2 separate regions of the Mus musculus genome follow, and region 2 is linked to region 1. The links are chromatin loops, found by intact Hi-C in ENCODE. Cell type or tissue: left cerebral cortex. All regions are shown on one strand.

Evidence for each region. Hi-C counts contacts between places; a loop is a spot of excess contacts. Peaks named below come from ENCODE experiments on the same cell type or tissue, not always from the same donor. Only the 100,000 strongest peaks of a DNase experiment are listed, where the experiment ranks them.
Region 2: a loop joins it to region 1, with 6 times the contacts of the local background. A loop is called at or near these places in 3 of 42 quality-filtered maps.

Annotation. Positions count from the first base shown.
Region 1 is chr6:119,010,947-119,015,946 of GRCm38, forward strand. The region is part of intron 3 of Cacna1c (calcium channel, voltage-dependent, L type, alpha 1C subunit); the gene reads right to left. Gm50599 (a long non-coding RNA gene) reads right to left here and starts at 3,746. Exons shown (of 2, transcript XR_001785462.2): 1 at 1-3,746. In left cerebral cortex, a CTCF peak has its summit at 1,878 (motif pointing left); no DNase peak of the experiment used is centred here.
Region 2 is chr6:119,066,815-119,071,814 of GRCm38, forward strand. The region is part of intron 1 of Cacna1c (calcium channel, voltage-dependent, L type, alpha 1C subunit); the gene reads right to left. Among named protein-coding and RNA genes, the nearest start is that of Cacna1c, 39 kb to the right of the region's middle. In left cerebral cortex, no CTCF peak of the experiment used is centred here; a DNase peak (open chromatin) is centred at 2,521.

The sequences.
Region 1 (5,000 bases):
CAAAGAGAGAATATTAAAACTGCAAGGGGAGAAGGCCAAGAAACATATGAAGGGAGACCTAGTAGGATAACACACGGCTTCTCAGTGAGACTATAAAAGCCAGATGTTCTACAAATTCCCAGAGACCGTAAACGCCAGCCCACATTACTCTATCCTGAGAGACTTTCAATCACAATAAATGGAGGAGGGGAAGGACATTCCATGGTAAAATAAAGTTTAAACACTATATATCTACAAATCCAGCTGTACATAAGGTCCTAGAAGGAAAACTTCAACCTGAAAAAGTTAACTACAGCCAAGAAAAATCTCAAACCTGTGAACCAGTGACTTAGAAGAGGAGAAGAGCCGGGCAGTGGTGGCGCACACCTTTAATCCCAGCGCTTGGGAGGCAGAGGCAGGCAGATTTCTGAGTTCGAGGCCAGCCTGGTCTACAGAGTGAGTTCCAGGACAGCCAGGGCTATACAGAGAAACCCTGTCTTGAAAAACAAAACACACACACAAACAAAAAAACAAAAAGAAGAGGGGAAGAAACATAGACACACACAGACACACAGAGGAGAGAGAGAGAGAGAGAAAGAGAGAGAGAGAATTAATAATAGCAGGAGTCAACAAACAGCGCTTATCAGTAATTCTCATTATCAATGCTCTTACTCCCCAATAAAAAGACACAGACTAAAAGAATGGATATGAGAACAGGATACATCCTTCTGCTACATCCAAGAAACACACCTTAACTTCAAGAATAGACACCACCTAGGGAAAAAAAAGATAAATAAGAAATACCCCAAGCAAATGGATCTAAGAAGCAAGCTGGTATAGCCTTTTTAATAACTAAACTTCAAACCAAAACTAATCAAGAGATGGAGAGAGGACACTATGAACATGTCAAAGAAAAAATCCACCAAGGACATGTTTCAATTCTTTTATTTTAATTTTTATTATTATGTGCAATATGTTAATGGGCTTTGTCCTGCATCAATGTCTATGTGAGGGTGACAGATCCACAAGAACTTAAGTTACAGACACTTGGAAGCTATCATGTGGGTGCTGGGAATTGAACCCTGGTCCTTAAAAAGAAGAGCCATTTCTCTTAACCACTGAGCCATCTCTCCAGCCCCCTCATATTTCAATTCTTAACACCTATGCCACAACCACAAGGGCATCCAAGTTTGTAAAAGAAACACTCCTACAGCTTACACACATGTTGGCCCTCACACAGTGACAATAGGAGACACCATACCCAACTCTCATCAATGAATAGGTCATCTACTCTCATCAATGAATAAATCATTCAGCCAAAAAATACTGAACATTGCAAACATTTACAGAAAAACAAAAAACATTTACAGAACACTGCATCCAAACACAAAAGAATATACCTTCTTCCCAGCAGCCAATGGAACTCTTTACAAAATTGACCACACACACACACACACACACACACACACACACACACACACACAAAGCAAGTCTCAATCGATACAAGACAATTGAAATAACTCCCTGCATGCCACCAGACCACCACAGAGCAAAGTGAGATATCAAGGATAACAGGAAGAACAGAAAGCTTAACAAACTCATGGAATCTGAACAACTGGTGAAAACTGGATCATGACAGAATTTAAGAAAGAAATTAAAGACTTTCTAGAATGAATGAAAATGGATACAAAACATACCCAAACTTATGGGACCGAATAGAGTTGGTTAGACAAGGCAAGTTCACAGCACTAAGTAGTTACATTAAAAAAAAAATTAGAGGGCTGGAGAAGTGGCCCAATGGCTAAGAGCACTGACTGCTCTTCCAGAGGTCTTGAGTTCAATTCCCAGCAACCACATGGTGGCTCACAGCCATCTGTGATGGGATCTGATGCCCTCTACTGGTGTGTCTAAAGAGAGCAACAGTGTGCTCACATACATAAATAAATAAATAAATAAATAAATAAATAAATAAATAAATAAATAAATAAATCTCATAATAACTAGCAATTTAACAACCCACCTGATAATAACTAGCAATTTAACAACCCACCTGAAACAAAAGACACTGAAAAGCAGATGGTAAGAAATAATTAAACTTGGAAAAATCAATAAAACAGAAAATACAAAGAATCAAAGAAAATCAAAGAAATCGAAGAGATGGTCCTTGGAGAAAGTCAGTAAGAATGACAAATCCTTATCCAAATTAACGAGAAGGTAGAGAGAGAAGGTCCGACATGACCCAAATACTCATGTTTTACTACAAGAATGTAGCAATAAAATAACTCCTAATGACATTCTTCTATACTCAGAGATCCATGCCTTCAGCAGCAGCAACAGCAGTCATCCTCCTGTGGTAGATGAGAACAAATACAGAGACCACAGCCAGACATCATGCAGAGACTGAGAGACGTTGGAACACTCAGCCCTATATGGGATGTCCCCCATCAAATCCCTTCCCTCCGGGCTCAGGGAACCCCTCAGAAGGAGACAGAAATAGTCTAAGCGCCAGAGGGAACAGAGGAACACCAGGTCTTCTAAATCAACAGGATCTATGCACGTACGTGCTCACTCATAGACAGCGCAGCATGCACGGGCCCTGAACGGGTCTGCATCAGATGGGGCCCAGGAGCTGAAAGGAGAAGTGGACACATGACCCCACCCCTAACCCAGAGCTGTCTCTAACTGATATCCACTGATAAGAGTTTAGTTTCTGCCAACATGCTCCCATCAGGAAATACACTACTCTTTTTTTTTTAACTTTTTTTATTAGGTATTTTCTTCATTTACATTTCCAATGCTATCCCAAAAGTTCCCCATACCCTCCCCGCAACTCCCCTACCCACCCACTCCCACTTCTTGGCCCTGGTGTTCCCCTGTACTGAGGCATATAAAGTTTGAAAGACCAATGGGCCTCTCTTTCCAATGATGGCCAACTAGGCCATCTTCTGACACAAGTGCAGCTAGAGATATGAGGTCCAGGGGGGTGGGGTGGGGGGAGCCTCGTTAGCGCAGTAGGTAGCGTGTCAGTCTCATAAACTACTCTTAAGGGTAGCTGCCTGCCTACGAGTAAATGCCCATCAGAAATGTCCTCACAGCCATCTTTGGAGGTTCCTTGTCTCACAGTGTTGTATAAGGGATTGTTTTTTAAATCTTTTTTTTCCTGTTTTTAATCCTCCAGGCCCTTAGTGTATATATCACAGCATCCAGTGTTGTGCTTCTATAGGATTCCTGAGTATTCAAACGAGCGGTCCTCTGTGTCTATATCTGTTTCATGTGCTTTTTCTTGGGCTCTTTCCTGCTATTTGTTTTGTCCTATTCTGGCGTGTTTGTTTTTATTTTATCTTATTATATTTTATTTTATTATTATTCCTTAGGAACCTGTTTGTTTTCTAGTGAGACAGAAAGGGACTGGATCTGGATTGGAGAGCGGGGTAAGGCGGAACTGGGAATTGTAGAGGGAGAAAAAAAAACCATAATCAGGATATTTTATTTTATTGAGAAAAATATATTTTCAACAAAAGAAAAGAATAGATGTGCCTGAGTATCAAATGATATTAAGAAACTTGGCTGTTATTGTTGTCTGGAGTAATACAGATATTTAAAAAAAAACACTATTTGTCTGTTACAATGCAATCTAACCTAATTGCAGGTGAAATTATATAATGGTTGAATTTTGCTTTCAAATATTCAATGTTATAAAGAAAGAAAGAAAGAAAGAAAGAAAGAAAGAAAGAAAGAAAGAAAGAAAGAGAGGGAGGGAGGGAGGGAGGGAGGGAGGGAGGAAGGAAGGAAGGAAGGAAGGAAGGAAGGAAGGAAGGAAGGAAGGAAGAGAGGGAGGGGAGGGGAGGAGAGGAGAGGGAGAGGGAAAGGAAGAGGGAGAGGGAGAGGGAGAGGGAGAGGGAGAGGGAGAGGGAGAGGGAGAGGGAGAGGGAGAGGGAGAGGGAGAGGGAGAGGGAGAGGGAGAGGGAGAGGGAGAGGGAGAGGGAGAGGGAGAGGGAGAGGGAGAGGGAGAGGGAGAGGGAGAGGGAGAGGGAGAGGGAGAGGGAGAGGGAGAGGGAGAGGGAGAGGGGAGAACCAAACCTAGAGGGAAATGCTTACAACTGAATTGGCAAGTGTTGCTAATTGCTGGAACCAGGAGGAGACTCCACCGGTGAATCTCCACACTTTAATTATATTGGAAACTTTCCATTACAGAAACAGTTTTAAATGACTCCTACCATATAGTGTAACTTAATGAAGTAAAAATCATGTTCAAAATACGCAGAAGAGGTTTCACTGTCCATCGTTTCTGGACGAGGTCTAATTCTAGCAGTAAAGGAGCCAGCCGCCTTATGAGCATAGATAGGTCCCGAAGCATCTCTTCCTTGGTTTGGAGAACGCCCATCTGGTGTATGCCCACCCTACCCTAATGCCCACTCAACATCTAATCTGATCTTGGAGGCTAACAGGGTCAGGCCTGGCTAATAATTAGATGAGAAAGAAAGCCCCTCTGCTTTCCATCCCAAAGAAAGGCCACCTGCTCTTGTGCTTCTGGGAGTCTAACTGCCTGAGGGTACCAAGGAGTCTGGCTCTGTCATTCTGGGACCCTGCTCCACCTTTCCCATGTAAGGACACATATTGCTCTCATTTGTTTCCTTCCCCTCGGGCAGTTCCTCTGCCACAACGGAGAGGTATTCCACATCTAAATAAATTGTGCAATAAATCTGCAAACTTGCATGGAAGGTATTAAAGCCATCCTTTGATGTCTGGTATTGAGTTTCCTGGGGTAGAGAGGTAAGTTTCATTGAATTCCAGGCCCTAAAAAGGCAGGTATTATTGCCCCTGCTTCCAGATGAGGAAACAAAAGTAGCAAGTCACTGAGAGAATCCTGCTGAGAGCTGTCTCACTCTGTCTAGCGAAGCCTCAGCCCTTTTTCTCAGCTTGATGACAATGGCAAGGGACAGACAACTGTCCATCACCTCCTCCCACTTTGCTGGGAAACTGAAGCACAAACCTAATCCAGTAGGGTAGGGTGACGGGTC
Region 2 (5,000 bases), 56 kb after region 1:
CACAAAGCCAGAGAGGCAGCGCCACAACCAGTATTTCTACGATTAACACTAGAAGGTAGCAAGTGTTGGTAACAATACAAAAGAGCAGAAGGAAGCCTCGCGCACGTCTTGTCAGCAGTGTGGCATGGTACAAGCCACCGTGCAAAGCAGGATGACAGTTCCTCAAAAATTAAATATTTGACTACTACATGACCCAGCAATTCCACTAGTGGGCGTAGAGTCAAAATTATTAAAAATTAAGAGGCCCAACAGGTGTTTGCACACCAAGGTTCACAGCAGCGTTTCTCACAAGAGACGGAAGACGGGAGCAACACAAGTGTTCACCAATGGATCAACAGGTTAGCAAAGTCAAAGTGTGTTCCACATTGGAATATTCCTCAGCCCTAAGGAGAAAGGGTATTCTGACACATGTTCCAACAAGAAGGAAAACATTATGATACGTGAAACAAGGCAGATATAACAGGATTTCATTACTGGGGGTTATTCAGCCTACACTCTAAATCGAACTGTCTCCATCTTCATCAGATCTGATTTTAGGGAGAGGCTATGGCAAATAGCCTGGGGACAACAAATGTGACGGCATCCATCCATCTGTGCAGCTTTGGGAAAGCCATCACCCATGCTGGGCAGACTCTCCAGTTGCTTTTGAGACCATCAAAGCTCCTGTTAGTAGCCTTCACCAACACTCTGGAGTAGCCCAATAGCACATATAACTCAATAAGGAGGTAGACTTTGTGGTCTAAGACACCCAAGGGTCCTTCCAGCAGGAATAACAAGAGAGTATAAACCAGTACTGAAGGGACCCCACGCCCTCCACAAACACTTCCAGGAAGCAATGACGCAGGCCCAGAGAAGGATTCAAAGAATCTTGATTATAAATTACTTTCAAATATCAAATAAATCATACATGCGGATGCACAAACAGGCCTTCACAACTGAGTCAAACCAGACACCTGCCTAAATACATCGCAAGTGCCATTCAATACCAGATGTCAGAGCCTCGGCTTAAGTCTTGCCCAATACCATCTGCAGGGTAGACCACAGTACAACCACTCTTCCACTCTGGCACCTCTCCTGGAGCTGGCCCGCACTGAGACCAGACAGAGGTGACTGATGAGGGAATGCCTTTTCAGTTCTACAAGCTGACAAATGTAAGGCAGGAGACACGGCATCAGTGCCTTTGCTGACAGGACACTGAGGCAGAGAGACACCTATGGCCCTGTCCAAGGAGACCCAGGCTAGGTTTGACTGATCTGCCTCCAATCCTCCAACTTCTCTGGCATCGTAAGCCCATGCTGGCGATCCCATGTACAGATATACCCTGAGTTCTCTCCACCTGTATCTCTCCCATCCTTCCTGTGCTCCCAGCTGTCCAATTTCTCTGATACTTTTTATATCTGGGGTCCCTCTATTCTAACATTCCCTTTTCATCTAGGGCAGAGGAAGTACCTGATGCCTTCATCTTTGGATGTACCCAAGACTGATGCCACCAAGTAGAGTATTCGTGGAGATCCTAGTCCTTTACGTAGGCCAACGCACTTCAGTGCTGCCTAGTTCTTCCTCTGCTTCAATTGCTTTAGAAGGCTAAGACAAAAGGTCTAGACATCACCCTCATTGTGAAGATAAAGATCCAAAGGCCCTACTGCTCTTCATCTCAGAGCAAGGTTCACAAAGCAGAAACAAGCCTGTAAGAAGTCTGTAAAGCCCTTTAACCTGCGACTTTGTCCCTTTGTTTATGTTCCTTTCCTCTGTGTCCTCGTGGTCATCAGGAAGGTTATAACCTTTAAGACAAAGTATATCTGGTCTTGTTCTATGAAGACAGCAAACGGTGGAGAATAGAGTGTAGCATGTGGGAATGAGTTTAGGGGATTGGATAGCAAATGATAACAACTATCTTCCCAAAGGCAAAGTAGCATGACTAGTGGTTAAAAGCACAGACAATGGTCATAAACGCCCCCAAGGACCTGCTCTGAGATGCCAGTTGCTAGTTCCACGACCTCAGCATGTTGCCCAAGTATTTAAAGACACCATAAGCACTCAGCCTAGTCCAGCTACTTCCGAGGTCACTGGTACTGCTGGCATCGTTTTGTAATTACCAAGGCATCTAAGGCTCAGGGCTATAAAAAGAAAGGAAGATTCAGGAAAGAAGCCTGGAAAGGCTCAGGGATGAACTTGCCCAGTGTGGGAAACTCATACCTGTATTTGCACTGAGTTGGCTGCATGTGATTCCAGCCATCCCCAATCCCTGGAGAGCGTTCTCTCTTGGGTTCGTTTTTTTAGCATAGCTGCATACCTAGATCTCGTCTCCGATCTCCTAGTAAGTAGCTATTTGACCCTGAACAAGATCACCTCCCTCCTGTACGCCGTTTCTTCAGCTGCAAAGAGAAGAAGTTCACCAAATGATCTCTAAGGTCTTGCACGCTTTGGTGGCAGTCACAGATTCTAAAATTTTTATGTGGGTGGTAGAGAAATTTATTGTTTGGAACATGCTGTCAAAAGGACTCAGCTTCCCAGATGGATCCCGAGGCCCCTACACACCCACACCCACCCCTGAAGTTTCTCCTTGAATGTTGACATAAAGTGGAGTGCAGTCTCTGCTCTACTGAGTAGGCACTTCCTAGGGTGTTCCCCATCTCTACGGCAGAATCCCCTGAGAGAGGGGAGCAACACATACACCCCACCCACTCAGCTTTAGATGGCACTGACACTGAATTACAGGTGATCACCTTGCCCTCTCTTGTGGCTTCATCAGGAACAGGAGGCAGCAGAATAAAGACCACCCACTCCATACACAGTAGGTGGCTGAAGGAACCCCAATTACAGCATGAAACTCAGAGGGTCCCCCACAGCTTTGGTTCCTGTGATTTCCCACTGCAGACTCTACACCCCAAGCATCATGACATAAACGTGGGGTGCTTCATAAAACTGTGGGTGGGGCTCACATTCAAGATGGTCGGTGTTTGGCCCAACCTTTCTGTGATGCCAAGGAATTATGAAACTCAATACGCAGACTTCAGGGCAGTGACCACATGGCCATGTAAAGAGATCCCCATGGGAAACAGAGCACTGCTTCTTCCTACTCAAGAAAGGAGCCAATAAGGTGAGACCTGCCCATGACCACAGAGTTGCTCTTGAATACAGATCTTCATAAGCAGATGTGCACACACAGACACATGTCACCAATGAAGGATACAGAAGCACAGAGCACTGCTGCTCTCCTCTCTGTATGTCATGGCCTTTGCTATACTGACATAGTGCATCTGTGTCAGTATAACCCACCCCTGCTCAGGTATAACCTATGGCAGAGCCAGGTCCCCTTCTAGACTACAACCTCAGTACAAAGTACAAGGTAAAGAACGCAGAAATGTTGTGTGGCTCCCAGGGTCCCTTACATCATGAGCTGAGGGTGATGTACTTATACAAAATAGTCCCTGAGCCACAACCTACTAACAAGGACTGACCACAGCTGGCAGTCACCTATCCAGACACTTAGAGTCAGTCAGTCTCTGTGTCTGTCTGTGTCTGTCTGTGTCTGTCTGTGTCTGTCTGTCTGTCTGTCTGTCTGTCTGTCTCTCTCTCTCTCTCTCTCTCTCACACACACACACACACACACACACACACACACACATACACAAAACTACCCATCCAGGGACATTCCTCTTTCACTCTGTAGCTTTATTTAGACAGAAAGCCAAAGCAGCCAAGGCCAGATAGGCCTGAAGGTTAGCTGCGGGCAGCTGGAATTTCTGAAACTTGGCTGGCCAGAATTTCAGGCCATCCCATCTCTAGACTGTGTTTTGGTGCGTGCGTGACAATTGTTCCCTCCCCTTCATCCATGGCTCCTATATCTCACATCCAAAAGCCCTGACTCAGGTAGGGAATAAGTCAGGAGATGCATGTGACATTTGTAAAGGTGTATGGGAACTGGGCATCTATATAGACTCAACTCAATATGTTTCAACTCTCTACAACTGCAGGATAGTTCCCAAACCGACTTCACCTCCTAGTCCCTCAGCATTCTTTTCAGTAAAATAGAACAATGTGACATAATAAGGGTCAAATATGAAGCATTAGCAGCCAAGACCAGATTGGCTCATGCCTGCACACAGAAGGATAGTTGTTCTACAGCAACATTGTTCCAAGCTGCCAATGATAAGTATGCAATCCGAATCACATTCTCCTTCCCAGACACTACCGGATGTCGGCTCTCTTCCAGCCACCCCTCACAGCCCCTGCACCATAAGGTCAGGCCACCTGCCTCAAATAAAACAAAGAGCATCCCAGGAGATCCTTTCCCCTCAATGCCACATCCTGGAATAAAAGTCTCTCTCTCTCTCTCTCTCTCTCTCTCTCTCTCTCTCTCTCTCTCTCTCTCTCTCTCTCTCCATCCCATTCCCCATACACAATTCATCCAGACTCTCTCAGGCACGGAGAGACACTCCTATATCTAGGTGGTCAGCAGCTTACAATAGTTTTCCATATCAGACATAAACTGGAGCATAGCTGAAGTTTCAAATGAAACCACTGCACAAGTTACACATAGCCCACAGTACACGCAGCTCACAGGGTAACGTCAGTTCCATTCATTTGGCTCAAGGAATTTTATTCAGGACCTGGAAGAAGTGCACAGGCAAAAAAAGGGTGCCTTGTCATTTTTGGTTTCCACTCTCTACCTTCCCTTTAATTAATTGGTACCCAGGAGACATTCTCCCAGTGTCTCATCTTCCTTTTCGACATGCTCTGGGCAGCTTTATTGCTCCATGAGCCTAGGAGAGAAAGCATAATGAAGACACCAGAGGAGAAATAGAAGCTAGGTACTGGGGCAGACCCGGTGTAGCAGAACTGGGAGGCCCCAGAGAGCACCTGCTTCCCAACCCCCACCTCCACCCCCATCCATCAACCCTTGTGCTGTAGGCTCTAGGCAGGCCAAGGAAAATCCACACTCAACCCCAGGACTACAAATCCATAAATGCTACTCCCTTAATGCAGGGAGGAATCTG